2 separate regions of the Mus musculus genome follow, and region 2 is linked to region 1. Evidence: chromatin loops called from intact Hi-C (ENCODE). Cell type or tissue: heart. All regions are shown on one strand.

Region 1 (8,000 bases):
CACACACAGGCATTTTCATATAAGATGCATGAAAGGACATCTTAAAGCTATAAGATCTATCCAGCTTACTCCAAGACTATTTTGCCCCTTTGTCTCAAAGCTTATGCCATCCAACAGTATTGTCTATAGTCTCCCTGTGACACTTTAAGTTAGGAGAGTCTTCTAGAAATGTGAGCCAGGCTCCGTGGATTCTGAATCTTGACTTCACTGCTGTAGGAGTTGAAAACAGTGTCTATTTCTCCGCACTGACAGGAGGATTTAAGTGATTTTCTGTCAAGTGCTGGACACCGTGGAAACATTACTTGTGTTTTTGTTGAATTAGATGCAGACAGAGGAGAGCCACTGAGAATCCTGCCTGTTCCTGTGGCACATAGCCACCCTTTTCTGCAGAGCACCTCTCCCCATTATCTGCAGGAGAAGCTGCATCATCTAGTGACTGGCGAGATGCAGTGGCACCGCGGTGTGTCATGTTATGATCTCAATAGCCACACAGAATGCTGAAGGATTGTGCATCGGGATGTGGCTTAGCTGGAAGAGTGCTTGCCTAGCACAGTCAGTCCCCAGGATTCAATCCCCAGCATCACTTAAACGGGCATGAAGGCAAATCCCTGTTTTCTAGTACTTGGGAGACAGAGGCAGGAAGATCAGAAACCCAAGGTCAGATGCATGGTAGATTTGAGGCCAACATGAAACCTTACCTCAAAAGAAAAGAATATTATATTAAATATTTTAGGTAGCTGCTGGAATTCTGTCAGTGTGAGAAGCCAGAGGTGGTGTTACACACCTGTCATCCTGCCACTGAGGAGGCTGGGGGAGGAAGATAGAGAGCTGAGGCCAAACTAAGCTGTGAAGTGAGACCCTGTCAAGAGCAGAGATTCATAGGTCCCAAAGAATCAGGAGCTATATAGACAAAGACAATAAAGTGGTAATCCCTTCCATATTAAATGTAGTAAGCTGCCTCGCCTGTTGGGGCTCCAAAGCCATCCTCATTTCCACTGAAGATGTTTTCTGTAGGCACAGAGCAGTTCAGTATAGTGTAGTGCACACTCCAGTCTAGTGTTTGGAGTGCACACAAGGTGCTGGTTTTCATCTGCAGTGCCTTAGCGAGCACAGTGGCTCCACATGCTTTTAACCTCAGAACTGGGGAGGCAGAGATGGACAGATCACTGAAGACTGCTAGCCAGCGAGGATAGCCAGATTTAGTGAGCTCTAGTCACAGTGTGAAGCCCTGTCTAAAAAAGATGAGGGAGAGTGATTGGGGAAGACACTGATGTAGACTTCTTGTCTCCAAAACACACGTACATGGGTGTACACAGGTGCCCCTCAGATACACATGCATGCACAGGGGAAAGGGCTATTTATACCCGGGCATGCTGGTACATGCCTGTAATCCCAAAACTCAGGCAGTGAGGGCTTCTTGCGCACGCCGGACTCGACCAGCAATAACAACGCTGCAATAGGATCCTTCTGCACACGTTTATTGGGAGAGCTTGATTGCAGAGGTGAAAAGACCCCAGCCCAGAACTGGTGCTGCTTATATAGGCCTAGGAGAGGCGTGTCTCACACCCGGATTGGTTATGCACTACACCTCATTTGCATGTTCCTCATCTGATTGGCTACTCTCTCTCTCTGTACCTCACAGAGCCTCATTATCATACCTCATTTGCATGTCTCACATCTGATTGGTTATACTCTCAAAGCCTCATTATCATGCCCGGGCCAGGCAGTGTCTTTGCAAAAGTCTTTACTGTATATGTACACATTGGTTGTTTGTCCAAACTTATGCATGGTGGCCAGCAGTAGTCAGTGTCACTCTGCAACGGCACATGTGGCTTCCCACAAGGGCTGGAGGTCAGGACTCAAGGCCAGCCTCAGCTCTGTAGTACATGTGAAATCACCCAGGCCACATGAGACCCTGACTCACAAAACAAAACAAACCTGCAGCGACAGAAGAGAGTGTTAGTGGCTCCTGGACAGTGCCAGGAGCTGAGGGGTCAGGGGAGCTGGGTAGTCTCTCGGGGCTTTCCACAGCTAGGTAATCACTGACAGGGAGCCAGCGTCTTCCCTGTGTATCCTCACCACTGGGAAGATGGCGTTCGGGAAGTGCTAACTAAATGTTGGGGCGAGAGGAACATGACAGATGGAAGAGCCTGGAAGGAGATGCCTCCTCACTTCAAAATGGCTGAGTGAGACTGTTCAGTGTTTCCCTTATACAAGTCCCTGGCTCCTTTCTGGGGAGCGAATGCTGTTGAAATTACTTATTTCTCAGATGGGCGCTCTGGGGAACAGCCAGGTTAACGCCGAGCTGTGAATTTCACAAATACTCTTGCTTAGCATATAATCTATTTAAATAGAACCATTCAACAAAACACAAACATGATAATTGGTGCAATTTTTGTGTGTGTGTGTGACACACAGCCTAGAAGAATATGTTGGTTTTCTTTCCTTTTTCTTTTTAATCTCAGCACAGCCAGAAGTCTGGCAGAGTAATCACTAAAGCCCAAGGTGAAGCCTCAGATGGAAACACAGACAGACAGAGCACCGCTGAGCCTCTCACACTTCATAGCTCAGCCCTGGACAGACATACTGTCCTGGTTAAGACCTAATCACTGCCAGTACCTTCTGATCACAGGATTGGATTTAAAAGAAACAGCTAGAGTACCACAGTTGCCTTAATTATTCCTGAATGTTGATTACAATGATCATTTGCTGAATATCTCAATGTTTTGTAGCAAAAAAAAAAAAAAAAAAACCCATGAAATTAAAAATATGGCCTCTTAGTGTTATAAAAATATATTTTGAAAAATAATGTTTATTTATTTATTTATTTATTTATTTTCCTTATTCACTGAACATTCTGCTCACTGCCACCTCCTGGAGATTGGGGGAGGAGGGGACAGCTAGAGATTTTGGAAGTGATTTTCCTGCTTTTTCTCACTGTGGTTTGCAGAAAGAGCAAGGTCAGATGAATGTCCTCGAGTGTTTGAATTTTGGTTTTCTGTTTGTTTGGTATTATATTTTATTTTGTAAGGCCCAAGGATGCTGGTGTGCTTCTCTGGCTAAGGAATTTAAGACTGAGACAAATCCGTTCTAACCCCGCACACTCCTGCTACCCTGAGAGCTCTCACACAAGGGACAAGCCAGACCACTGAGACCACTTACCTAAGTGCTTGCCCGGGGCCCCTGCTTGTACACCGAGACCTAGTGCCTCATGGGAAATCTGATGTTTTTACATTCATTTCGACCCTCGGATGCTATTGGAGTGAAGCAAGCCGTTCCTCTGTCAGGCGGGTCTCGAGTGAGGCAAGTGAAGTAAGCCGAGGAGGAGATACTTCAATGGCACCTCAAACAGGACGGGTGGGAATGTCAAGATGCCACGTGGCCCCGCGTGACTTCTCCCGCCTCGGTTCTGAATGGGCCACGTGGCAAAGTACAGGTGCCTTTGGATGTTCACCTGACTATTTCAAGATTTCTTTCACAAATTAGAGGGAAATGTCTAGGCAAATGCTTCTGTTGTAAATGTACGTGATTTCCAAAATGAATCCTAGATCCTAGGAGCCACCGGCAATAAGGAAGACTTGTATGTTTGCGTACACCGTAACGCTGCATGTTTAACCAGTTCACAAATGCTAACCAATAGCATAAACTGCATGAGTAGATATACCTGAGCTCAAAATAACTTAGCTAAGCCACATAACAGCAACTTTTAAGTAACAGCAACTTCTGTTGTTTATATTTCCTCACCGATAAGTGGCTCGTTACAGTTCCTCTTTCAAGTGTTGTGAGAAGAGTTAAATATGATAACTTGAGGTGTTGGCAAAGTTGCAGAAGCAGAGTCCCGAGTAAGGACTGTTTTTGTTCTGAGCTATATAGCCGCACTTGGGAAAGAGTCAGCATGGCCTCTGCCTTCAGGAGAAGCGCGCTTACTGAGGTGGGACACACATGCACAAAAACTTTAATACACTGCAACTGCACATCGCAGTGGTATTCAGAGTCCAGTCAAAGCATTAGGCCTGGGGAGGCCACAAGTGAACTGGGATTCCAGCTCCGAGCAAGAGTGTGCTGCAGCCCAAGAATGAATTGGCGCCAGGGAAAGACAATGTGCTCAGGTCCTTGGGGATAAGTCTGGAGTTTATTTCTGGAGCCTCTTTGTTCTCTATAGCTAGTTTCTTCAGATGCGTGACTAACAGAATAGAAAGACAAAGCCAAGTGCAGATCTCTTTCTGTCTCCCCGTCTGCTGTCTCCACCCTCTCAGTTCTGCTCCAGAAGCCTTCATCACCTTGAGCTCTGGCCCTGCCAGACTCCCCATGGTGAAGATCCCAGGCTGTGCTGCCCCATCACGCTCCGCTCCTCAGGACCTGGGGAACCTTCACGGCACATTTCTCTGGGCTCTTCATTTGTGTCCCTCCTTTCTCTTGGGGACCACAGCCTTTTGCTGTTTGTCACACAGCGTTTGACCTTTGTCCTGTAGGGAGTAAAGGTGGTTAGTCTCCTGCCAGTCCATTTTGGCCTAAAGTCAAGGCCCCATTGATTTCCATGAAAAGGCACCGTGCCTCTCGCACTCGCTTCTAGAACTCATCTGTGGGAAGTCGGTCTAGGAATCTGGCAGCTGATCGTCAAGGGGAGGCGAACAATAAAAACTTTCCCAGTCAGGAAGATGTCATCCTGCAGCCATGTTGACGGGACATTCCTCGGTTATTCAGACAGAATTGCTCAGCAGTGGCAGATGATGGGATGGTAGCAATTTATGAGGCATGGTCACCAGCGAAACTGCACTTACTTAGGTGGGCCAGGCAATTGCCTGTGTAACAAAATGCATTTTCTAAGGTATCTAAAAGCAGTTTTGTCCTGGTGGCCATGAGTGTCCATTCCTCAGGACCCCTTCCCTCACAGAGATCTCTTGCTCCTCTGCTCCCTTCTCAGAGCTCTGCTGATCTCCACTCATGTCTTCTATTCAGTGCCAATGGCTTTCTTCTTAAAAGCATCTAAACCTAAAACCCATTCCTCTAGGAGAGATGGCTTGGCAGTTAAGCACACCCGGTGCTCCACGGAGGGCATGAGTTTGATTCCCAGCACCTGCATGCTGGTTCACAGTAGTGTGTAAGTCCAGAGCCCTTCTGCAAGTCTGATGCCTGTTGCAGGAAATATTAAAAAATATGAACCTGCCAACTCTCATCAGGGCCAGGCCACACACTCAATCCTGCCACTGCCAACAACTCTCTAGAGCTAGCCCCTGCACCAGGTTATCTCACTTGCTCAGTCTCTCAGCCCACCAACTCGCTGACTCTGTGAGGCCACCTGGCTCCCACCGGGCCATCTCTTGGATGCCCCCTATTCTCCGAGTTCCTCTCACTTTCACACAACACCCCACAGACCCCTGGTTAGCCATCACAACACCTAATTACTCGGTAGAATCAAGACTCTTAATGCTTAATTAGCCAATCAGATTAATGTATCAATAATAACCCAATTTATAAGATGCCAATACAATAATTTCAGAGCCAAATGATAATAATGATAAAGCTTTAACCCAATTATTCTAACCTTTTGATAACATCACATTGGCTTCCATTCTTGTTCTCTCTCACCTCCTGAGACCTCTCTCTCTGCCAACTCCTTGCTCTGCCTCCCTTCTATTGGCCAAAAACAAGCCTCCCAGTGCCCTAATGTGATTGGACAGAGAAAATCCTGCAGCAGATGCCTTTCTGGCCTCCATGAACACTAGGCACACTGTGTGTGTGTGTGTGTGTGTGTGTGTGTGTGTGTGTGTGTGTGCGCGCGCGTGCACACACGTGCACATGCACACAAGTAAGTGCTTATACACATAAAATTAAAATAAATCAATCTTTATTTGACAAAATTTTTTGTAAATTGCTCATGTCCCATAAATATTATTCCATCTGGATCTGGAGACTTGAAATTATTTAAACAAGTCAAGCAGTGTTCAAAGAACATTGCACACACTATGCAATCTTATGGGATAGATTCTGCTTTGAGATCTGATGTGCCCAATGGATGTATCTGGAGGATATATCATCCTTAGTGAGGCAACCCAATCACAAAAGAAGTCACTTGATATGCACTCACTGATAAGTGGATATTAGCCCAGAAACATAAAATACCCAAGATACAATTTGCAAAACACAAGAAAATCAAGAAGAAGGAAGACCAACTTGTGGATACTAAATTCCTCCTTAGAATAGGGAACAAAATACCCATGGAAGGAGTTACAGAGACAAAGTTTGGAGCTCAAATTGAAAGGATGGATCATCCAGAGACTGCCCCACCTGGGGATCCATCCCATAATCAGCCACCAAACCCAGACACTATTGCATATGCCAGCAAGATTTTGCTGAAAGGTCCCTGATATAGCTGTCTCATGTGAGGCTATGCCAGTGCCTGGCAAATACAGAAGTGGATGCTCACAATCATCTATTGGACAGATCACAGGGCCCCTAATGGAGGAGCTAGAGAAAGTACTCAAGGAGCTAAAGGGATCTGCAACCCTATAGGTGGAACAACAATATGAACTAACCAGTATCCCCGGAGCTTGTGTCTCTAGCTGCATATGTAGCAGAAGATGGCCTATTCGGCCATCATTGGGAAGAGAGGCCCCTTGGTGTTGCAAACTTTATATGCCTCAGAAGAGTGGAACGCCAGGGCCAAGAAGTGGGAGTGGGTGGGTAGGGGAGCTGGGCGGGGGGAGGGTATAGGAAACTTTCAGGATAGCGTTTGAAATGTAAATAAAGAAAATATCTAATTAAAAAAAAAAGATCTGCTGTGCCCAATGGAGAAGTAAATAGATTCATCAAGATCCCCCATGGTGGAGCTGGCGCTGAACCTAGGGTGTTTCTGCCTTAGCTGCCTTTCTTGTCGCTGGGATAAAACACCCCACGAAAAGCAATCCCGAAGGTTTCATTTTGGTCACAGCTCAGCGTTGAGAATTAAATCAGCAGGATCTTGAAGCATCCCATCTGTGGTGGGGTGAAGAAGAATGGTCCTCATAGGCTCATAGAGTCGAATGCTTAGTTTTCAGAGAGTGGCATTGCTTGAGAAGGATCAGGGGTGTGGCCTTGTTGGAGGAAGTGTGCCACTGTGGGTGGGTTTTGAGGTTTCCAAAGCCCAAGCAGGCCCAGTATCTCTCTCTTCCTGCTGCTTATGGATCCAGATGTAGAACTCTCAGCTACTTCTCCAGCATCATGTCCTCCTGCATGCTGCCATGCTTCCTGCCATGACGATAATGGACTGAACCTCTGAACCTTTAAGGCAGCCCCCATTAAGTGCTATCTTTTATAAGAGTCGTTATGGTCATGGTGTCCCTTCACAGTAATTAAACACCGACTACAACCATCATAGTTATGAACAGAGACGCTAGCACATGCTGCTGTTCACTTCCTTTCTCCATTTATGCAGCCTAGGTTTCCAGCCAGGGAATGGTGCCACCCACAGTGGGCAGGTCTTCCCACCTCCGTTAACAGACAAGATGCTCTCCTACCCCTGCACGCTCAGAGCCCATCTCCCAGGTGATGCTAGGTTTTGTCAAGGCAACTGTTAATACTATCACAGTGTCCACATTCTGATGTCTCTGAAGAAGCCCTAGATGTTCTTCTCCTATGTCCTGGCAGTTTGGGCTTCAGCCTTCCATTAAGTGACCCCTCAACAGCTGATAACATTAACCCATGCCTCTAATTAAAGTGCTGCTAATTCTGACTACACTACAGGCAGTATGTAATAATATAACTGCTAACAATTATGTCAGTGGGAAACTACTTAAAAAATGAGATAACATCAAGTAAAAATCAGTTTTAAACGACTAAATAATAACCCCAGAGAAGCCATAAAAATGCAGCTCTTCAATGATGCTAATTCTTTAAAGGAATTAGCCTCTGCTTTTGTTTGTTTGCCCTTATTGTTTGGAAAAGTGACTCAGGCTCTCTCCCTCACTGTAGAGTGCTGGCCAGAGACACTCCGTAATTTGGATCTCTATGCCCTCTGTAGC
Region 2 (8,000 bases), 60 kb before region 1:
GGTGTATATGCATCTCCTAGCAGCTTGCTGTAGTTAGATTAAATGAGCTGCTGTATAGAGAGAGTATATTACGGTATATAGGGAGTCTAGAGGGGGCGGAGAAATGGCCTACTGGTTAAGAGCACTTACTGCTTTCACAAAGGATCCAGGTTTAGTTCCCAGTGCCTACATGGTGACTCACAACCACTTGTAGCTCTAGTGCCAGGGACTCTTGACACCCTCTTCTTTCCACAAACGTGCACATGTGCACATACACACGTGCACATGGTGTGTACATACATGCAGGCAAAAAGACTCACACAATGTACATGATGCCTACACTCACATGCAGGCAGAAAGACTTATACAAATAAAATAAAAGTAGCTAAGTCTTAGAAAGAGCATATTGTAAACTCAGTGAACCACAGGCAGTATGTTTCATTACTTAAAAATGTTTCTCAGTTGGATATATAACATGTCCTTCAATAAAAAAACAAATGCAATAAGAACCAGAATTTTCTCACAACATAAGGGTTGGCTAAAAATGTTTTGAATTGTATACATGCGGCAAATCTGTTCAGATATTTAAATAAGTAGAAAATGCAGGTTCTCACTGAGAACAAATTGCCTACTCTTTTTGAGGTCCAAGTTTCTTGTATGAAGATGCTCTGACGTGTGGCCTTCTGACCAGTACACACGTGCTCACAGTATTATTGTCTGTATGGTTCACAGTTCAGCGTGATAGGAGAAAGTGACCATCACATTCCAGTGAGCAAGTTCCACAAGCAGACAGTATGAGTGGAAATGAGTGGCAACCTTTCAGAGGAACTTAGGAAGATACCGTGGCAGACAAGAGAGGAACCTTAGCTACAGCCTACCAATTGTGAGGCCCCAACCCTTAGAAACACCTGTGTGGTGCTCGCACATAAAGTGCATCTCAGACTAGAACCCACTTTTCTGAAAATCCAAAGACCAAATTTTGAAGAATATTCTAAGTAGAAAAATGTAGACATCAAGGCAGTTCTGAAGCACAAAAACTGACGCTAAGCTACATTTCAACGGGTATGAAAATACTTTGTATTTCTAGATCATTTTCAACTGGCCTTAAACACATACTCTCTGTCTCTGTAGTTGAGTGTGAACGGTGCAGTCACACGCACACTGACAAGCACGCACATGTATCTTATGTGCGCGGGAAGCAGCACATTTCTCTCTGCGTAGCTGGCTTTCCTGTAATCTTCCTGGACTGCAGAGCAGGATGGAGCTGAGGATCATGGGAGAACAAATGGGGAAAACGCAGTCTTGTACAGATCTCAGAATTCTTCCTTACATAAGCCTCATTCTGAGAGATGGAAAAGCAATCCCGGTCTGTTTCATCTCCAGAGATGGCCGCTTCTTTCACCGCTTTGAAGCTGTGAGGTGCTTGATTACCAATCAAACTCTGCTGAGAGTAGCTTTTCTTTCTGTCAGAAGAGATGAGATGCCAGGAAAAACGTCCAAAATTAGCATTTTCCTCCAGGTCCTTGATACATAGCTCTCATTTATGAGATGCGTGTTTTGTGGTAACTAAGAGACTGAAGAGCTCAGAGACGGGGAAGAGAACAATGGCAGCCTGCTGGAGAGTGGCAGCCACTTCTCAGCGCCATAGGGCTGCCAGCTCTGCTCACTCTCCTCCACGGGCTTGTCAGGACTGTTAAGTGCCGTTGAATCTGCGGAGATGCCTTGGAAATGAGTGCTGCATGTTTTAAAAATGGTTGCTATTACTGTTAGCTCCAACCAAAGTCTGCGGAAAGTCTGACTCCTCTCTATGACACTGGCATGCCTTTTGCAGCTGTGTGCCTGCATCCCTTACGGTAACATTTTGCTTTTTCAACAACATTGGGCCACCTTGACTGGAGAAGAGAGTGCACAGTTCTACGGAGCCTTTCACATCTCAGATAAGAGGATGTGATTCACAGGACACACACAAATGCAACACAGGCCATCATGACCGTGTCATCTCCCTGTCACTGATGGTTTTATGAGCTGAAGATCATGGAGAAATGCATTTTTTGTTGTGGATGGCTATGCTTAGGGAAAAGTTTATATATACTGGTCTAGAAGGAATATTTGTGTTGTTCCATGAAATACAATGCTACACATGGTACTTAGCAAAACATCAATCTACTCACATCATTCTAGAGACGACACCAGAGACCTGCTGATGTTACAATGGGTCCTTGAACTGAGATGCCTCAGACACACGCTGTGCTTGGAAGACTCTCACTTTGCTGTTGGAAGAGTGTTGACCAAGAGCCCTGACAAGGTGCTGCCACTCGGCGCAGATGATGACGCACGTGCTATTCGTTCCCTAGTACTTGTTCATATCCTACCGAATGAAGTGATGCTGACCATCCCATGTCATTAGGGAACGGCAAATGGAAACATTAAGGAGTAACAGTGCACAGCTATCACTTAAGATAGCACCATGCACAGCTATGGGATAGGAAGAGGAAGGGGAATTCTTGCCCTTTCTAAGGTGGCCCACAGCTCCTTAACAGAGCTAAAGATACGCTGTATGACTTAGCTCCTCAACATCTACTCAATTGACCGAAAAACTCTGCATATAAACATTTATAAAAACCTCATCGCTAATGCCTACACTCAGTGGGCATTGACCTGCTCCTCAATAGATGAGTGGATGGGGTTGACACACAGCACCGTGGAATCTTAAAAAACATAAAACAAACAAACCACAAAGGAACAAAACAAGCAAGGCATGAGCACACATGGAGGAAGACTGAGGACACATTGCTAAATGAAAGAAGCACAAGGTCTGATTCCAACTCTCTCCAGTGTTAAGAGGCAGAGCTACAGAAGTTATCGAGAAAGGGCCAAGAAGCATTGGCAGGGGTGCGGGGGAGGGAGGGGTTTAGATGCGCACATTTATATGGTGGTCATATTATCTACCTATAACTTGTTTTCTGTAGTGCTGTGATTGTTGAATCCTAGGGTCTCTTGGATTCCTGGCCAGCACCCTGCTGCATGGTTCCGGCCCCAATCAATTGCACATTTTAATGGTTCATGAGAAGAGAGTACAAAATGAGGGCTGGTGACATGGCTCAGCCAGAAAGGTGGTTAGGACCAGGCCTAATGCCTTGAGCTCGGCTGCCAGACCACATGGTGCAGGGAAAAGAATGAATGCTCACAAACTGTCCTCTGATCTCCTCATGTGCACTGAGGCAACACCCTCCACGCAGTATGTAAATACAAGCGTCATTTCCAAAGGTTCTTACCATGGTAGTAGTCACTATTAAATCAGTACAATTTCTTGTGATAACTTGCTACAAATTGAATTTTTTTTTTTTTTACAGAATTGTCTTAGAGGAAAGTTATTATCAAGTTAAAGAATGGTGAATAATATTCCCTGACTGGAAATTAATTTACTAAAATTTATCAGAAATTCTTATAAAGAGATTGATCAGATATATTAATAATTAGTATTTCGGTTTTTAAACTATGGAACCCTCTTTGTGAGAACAATTTTTTTGAACTTATAGGACGGTTAATTCCAAGGGACATGGGGTCAAACTCAGATCTTCATGCTCCCCCAGCCAGCGGTTAACTCACTGGGCCATCCACTGCCCCGCCCCCTGATGGGCACTATTTCTAGCAGTTGGTCAGTCTTTCTCTCCCTCTCTCTTTTCTCTTTCTCTCTTTCTCTCCTTCTCTTCTTCTCTTCTCTTTCCCTCTCTCCCTTCCTCCGTCCCTCCCTCCCTCCTGCCCTCCCGCCTTCCCTCCCTTCCTTCTTTTCCTGTTAACTTACTTTATCTGGTTAATTCCGTCCCTTGTGATATGTCTGGGAAAGTGCTCATCACTGTTATTAAGAGATGCTCACCAAGTGACAGCTTTCAGGCTGGGTTTGCTTCAGTGTTTAAAGGCGCCCTTCCACCAGCTTTAGCTTGAGTCATCCCAGTAGGAATCTCCCCTCAGTGCTGGAGTCCCTTCGTCTCTCCATCTTTGTCTCGTATTATGATTGGGAAGACTTCGGATGTGGTTCCCTCCACACCTTAGTTTTCCCCAATCCCACTGAGACTCGACAACTTGAAACTATCACATATGTGGTAATGTTTTCTTTTATTCCTAGTGTTTAATTTTGATGGTTTCTATAGTTTTATCTTGAGCTTCAAAGATCTTTTCTAATGAAACATGTAAGGCATTCTTAATTTCCTCCAGTATTGTATGTCAGTATTATATCTCCTGTCTCTAAATAAGCAATTATTGCCTGCCTTTTAGCATTGGCATCTCTCTGTGATGGGTTCTGACAGTTGATCGGCTTTATGAATGTATGATATAATGATGTTATAGTAATTATAATAGCTGACTTACTCCTGCTATCTACGGTCTCTAACACCTCTACTTCCTGGATTAGTTTGACTGTTTTTCTTCTCTCTGTACATTTGATCCACCTCTTCCAGGGCACACCTTCTGCTGTTCCTCTCCATCCTAGACCTTCTGCAGTTGCCTCCTCAGATGCCCGCTGCTTCAGTGTTTCCGTGACGATTCCTGAGGAATATTCTGGGACTTGTTAACTCTTGGATCTTAACCACACACTAGAGCAACGTTTAATCTGTGGCTAATGGCCTTGCAGGTGGCTGAGGTAAAGCGCTCCTCAGTGTTCTGACCGCCGTTGTAGGACAGTGAAGCGTCCTTTGGGGCCTCACAGCTGAGAACCATGCTTGCCCTTTGTGAGCTATGGACACCGTTCTTGTGCTTTCTACATGGCTCTTACGTGGCTTAGAAGGTTTCCCCAAATCAGTCAAGTGAAGACTCAAAGGGAGTTGTGCCATTTTCCAGAGTTCATCTCCACGCCGTACCCTTCTTTCCTGTGCTCTTAAAGCCCCGGCTACCTTGACTCTCCCAGTGCCCCAGGTCTGTCTCTCTCTGAAGCTGATTGCCATGCTGGACACAAGGAAGTGTTAGGGTGTGAGTCTGAAAGGTCTTGTGAGTTCATACTTTAAAGGCTGACTCTTCCCCCACCCCCACTGCCAGCTTCTGGTGCTATTTTAAGAGGTGCATCTGCTAGGGGAGGTAGACCACAAGGACAACAGACCTTTGTCCCTGTCCTAGCTCTGTGCCTTCTGGTCCACTGCTCTGTGACGTGCCATGCTCACACTCTCCCCACTGAAGGAGCAGCCACCATGTGTTCCCTGCCACGGTGGGCTGAGATCTGTGTCACCAGGAGCCAGAATAACTCCTATCCTTCTGCAGGACAACACAGGGCTGGACTAGGTGGCCGTCACCATCAGAGGTCTTTCTGCTTCATCTCAGTCTCTCGGCAGCACCCTTTCCTCCCCAGAAATGGATTGTCCCCTGCTCTCACGCTGCGAGTCACTGCCTGCAACTTCTCGGCCGGTGCGGCTTCCCACACATGAGGCAAACCCTGGAAATCACTTCCTCTTGCTCTTCACTGGAATAAGAAAGTTGGCTGCAAACACTGTGGCTATCCTATGGTGAGAAACACAAGCCTGGCTGTTCTTCCTGTGTGAGCAAGGTCTGTCTGGAATATTTGAATAAAGGACAAAGCATCTTCTGATGTTTCCCTTATGCACCAATGCTCACAGTGACTGTCAGACCTGAATGCATCTACATCTGGCAATTAAAAGGGTGACCCTAGGGAAGAAAGCTGTTGGATACAGAATCTGGGTCAGGTGCCCAGGGAGGTCTTCCTACTTCACGGGTAAGGTTGAGGGTTAAGTCATGCACAGCCGAGATTTATAAGTGCTACTACTCACGTACATGTGTTCTGCATGTCTATCATAGAGTCTGAGGTGTGGATGAACTCTGTGGAAGGAAGAAGTAACATCCAGAGAGCATGAGACTTAAATGTTTCATCTTTTCATATCACAAGCCCTCCAGGGAGCTGTGTGTGGGTTCCCAGGGATGCTCCTGCCTATCCAGATGAGTGGTTGCTGATGGACCACTTTCCTCTCATTCTGACCAGAGAGCTCTAATCGGATCTGTCTCCAAGGTTAGGTATAGAGCAGTCTCATCTTATCTTAAAAGACAGGCATCTGAAGCTGCTATCAAGATAGTAATTAACAGTAATCAGAATTATCTGAAGATGGCTCTCAAAATAATCTCAAAATACAGTCCAGCTGTTTTTAAGTAAATAAGTTATTAAATGCCATTTTAAGCAAGATTAATGTTTTCACAATATGAAATTGAACACTTTGGGCTACAGAAGTGAGCGCTGTTTGTTTTGTTTCTGAACTTGAAACAACCAAGATTTTTCAATGATTAAGAAGTGACCACAAAGGAATGGAGCCTCTTTAGTGTTCATCCAGGCCAAGGGCAAACAGCGCACACACAGGTAGTGTAGTGGAGCCAATGAGAGTGGAGGAAGAAAGAGAGAAGGTGAATGAAGTTGCTTTATCGTCATAAAAGTGGCTTTGTAAAATCAGCCTCGGATACTAGCACTATGTAGATATACTATATGACTCGTTGGTGGAGAAACAAACTGGAATCATTAAACACGATTGCTATAAAGAAAGGTGTGAAGTAAAATCAAGAATGGTGGGACAACCTCAAAAATAAAATTATTCTCTTAAAATAGTTTCGAATTGTGTAGGTGTCCCATCAGGGAACTTGGAACAAACCAAGTTCTGGTGGAAGCTTGTATATAAGAGTTGTATAGAATAATGAGCCTCCTTAGATGTGAGAAAATGGAAGCTAGGGCTGAAGAGGGCTTGGAAGTTAAGGATACTCACAAAACACCCACGGTCACTTCCCAGCACCCACACTGGGCAACACACAATACCTATTACATCAACTCCAGCACATCTAATGCCCTTTCTGGCCTCCAAGGGTACCTGCACTCATAGATACATACGCATGTACATAATTAAAAATAAGTACAAATGTAAAAAAAAAAGTGATAAATCTCTGCTCATTGACCTTTTGGTAAAATGACAGAGTAATTAATTTAAAATGACAGGAGTAAAAATTTCAAAATGATCCATTCTGGTGATATTTACGTATTTGCAATGGCTATACCTAAGTTATCAGCAGCCAACAATATCCTGGGCAATCTCTGGCTATTTTTCAGAGGGAGGCTTTAGGCTTTCTCTATTCCAACAAGTGGGGTCAAAGACACTGGGTTAAGAAAATCAGAGTTATTCATTGACCATGTTAAATGGTAACGTCACACAGCACTGTTACTTCTAAATCTTTCCAGACCTCTAGGCTTAGGTGAGACTTCAGTAGAGCCTTAGAGGGGACTCGCTTCTCTCTCTCTCTCTCTCTCTCTCTCTCTCTCCCTCTCCCTCTCCCTCTCCCTCTCCCTCTCCCTCTCCCTCTCCCTCTCCCTCCCCCTCTCTCTCTCTGTGTGCCTTTCTGTCTGTCTGTCTCTCCCTTCCTCTCTCTCCCTTTTCCCTTTACACTACTTTGTTTTCCTATGAACACTAATACTACTTAATAAAAAATTTACATTGATTTATTTTTTTTCATGTGCTACACACTGTAACAAATATCTGGGATAAATCAACTTAGAAATAGGAAAGGTATGTTTTGACTCAGTTTCTGGTTGCCTGTTCCATGGCATCCAGCTTGTGGTAGCAATGCATTGTGGAAGGAGAAATCTTGTTCACCTTGTGGTAGTCCGGGAGTAAAGAGAGAAAGGGAGAGGGCAGGATCCGATTCTCCTAGCAAACCATGACCTCCTGTAGCTCCAGAGGCTGGGTACCAATCCTTATACACAACTCTTTGGGGTATAGTCACGACCCCTGCTATCTCATTTGTGTGAGACTTTAACTTCAGAACGTAGAATAAAAGCACGTAGTGTGGATGATCCACCAACCACTACTACTAATTGAAAATCTGAGTGAATTGTCATTTGCACGGCACCTGTTGTGAAGTAAGCACTGGGTAGATAATAGACTGCAAAGCAGTTCCCAATGCTGGTGCCTTACCTGGAGGTGGCATTGTGCAGAAAACTCTGTGAGCATCAGGGCAAGACTAAGGAGGTCGCATATTCTCAACAG

The links. Hi-C counts contacts between places; a loop is a spot of excess contacts. Peaks named below come from ENCODE experiments on the same cell type or tissue, not always from the same donor. Only the 100,000 strongest peaks of a DNase experiment are listed, where the experiment ranks them.
Region 2: a loop joins it to region 1, with 1.8 times the contacts of the local background. A loop is called at or near these places in 2 of 42 quality-filtered maps.

The regions. Positions count from the first base shown.
Region 1 is chr6:145,519,312-145,527,311 of GRCm38, reverse strand. All of the region lies in intron 2 of Gm38475 (a long non-coding RNA gene), which reads left to right. Among named protein-coding and RNA genes, the nearest start is that of Gm15499, 80 kb to the right of the region's middle. In heart, no CTCF peak of the experiment used is centred here; no DNase peak of the experiment used is centred here.
Region 2 is chr6:145,579,087-145,587,086 of GRCm38, reverse strand. The region is part of intron 1 of Gm38475 (a long non-coding RNA gene); the gene reads left to right. Among named protein-coding and RNA genes, the nearest start is that of Gm38475, 31 kb to the left of the region's middle. In heart, no CTCF peak of the experiment used is centred here; no DNase peak of the experiment used is centred here; H3K4me3 peaks cover 460 bases; H3K27ac peaks cover 1,173 bases.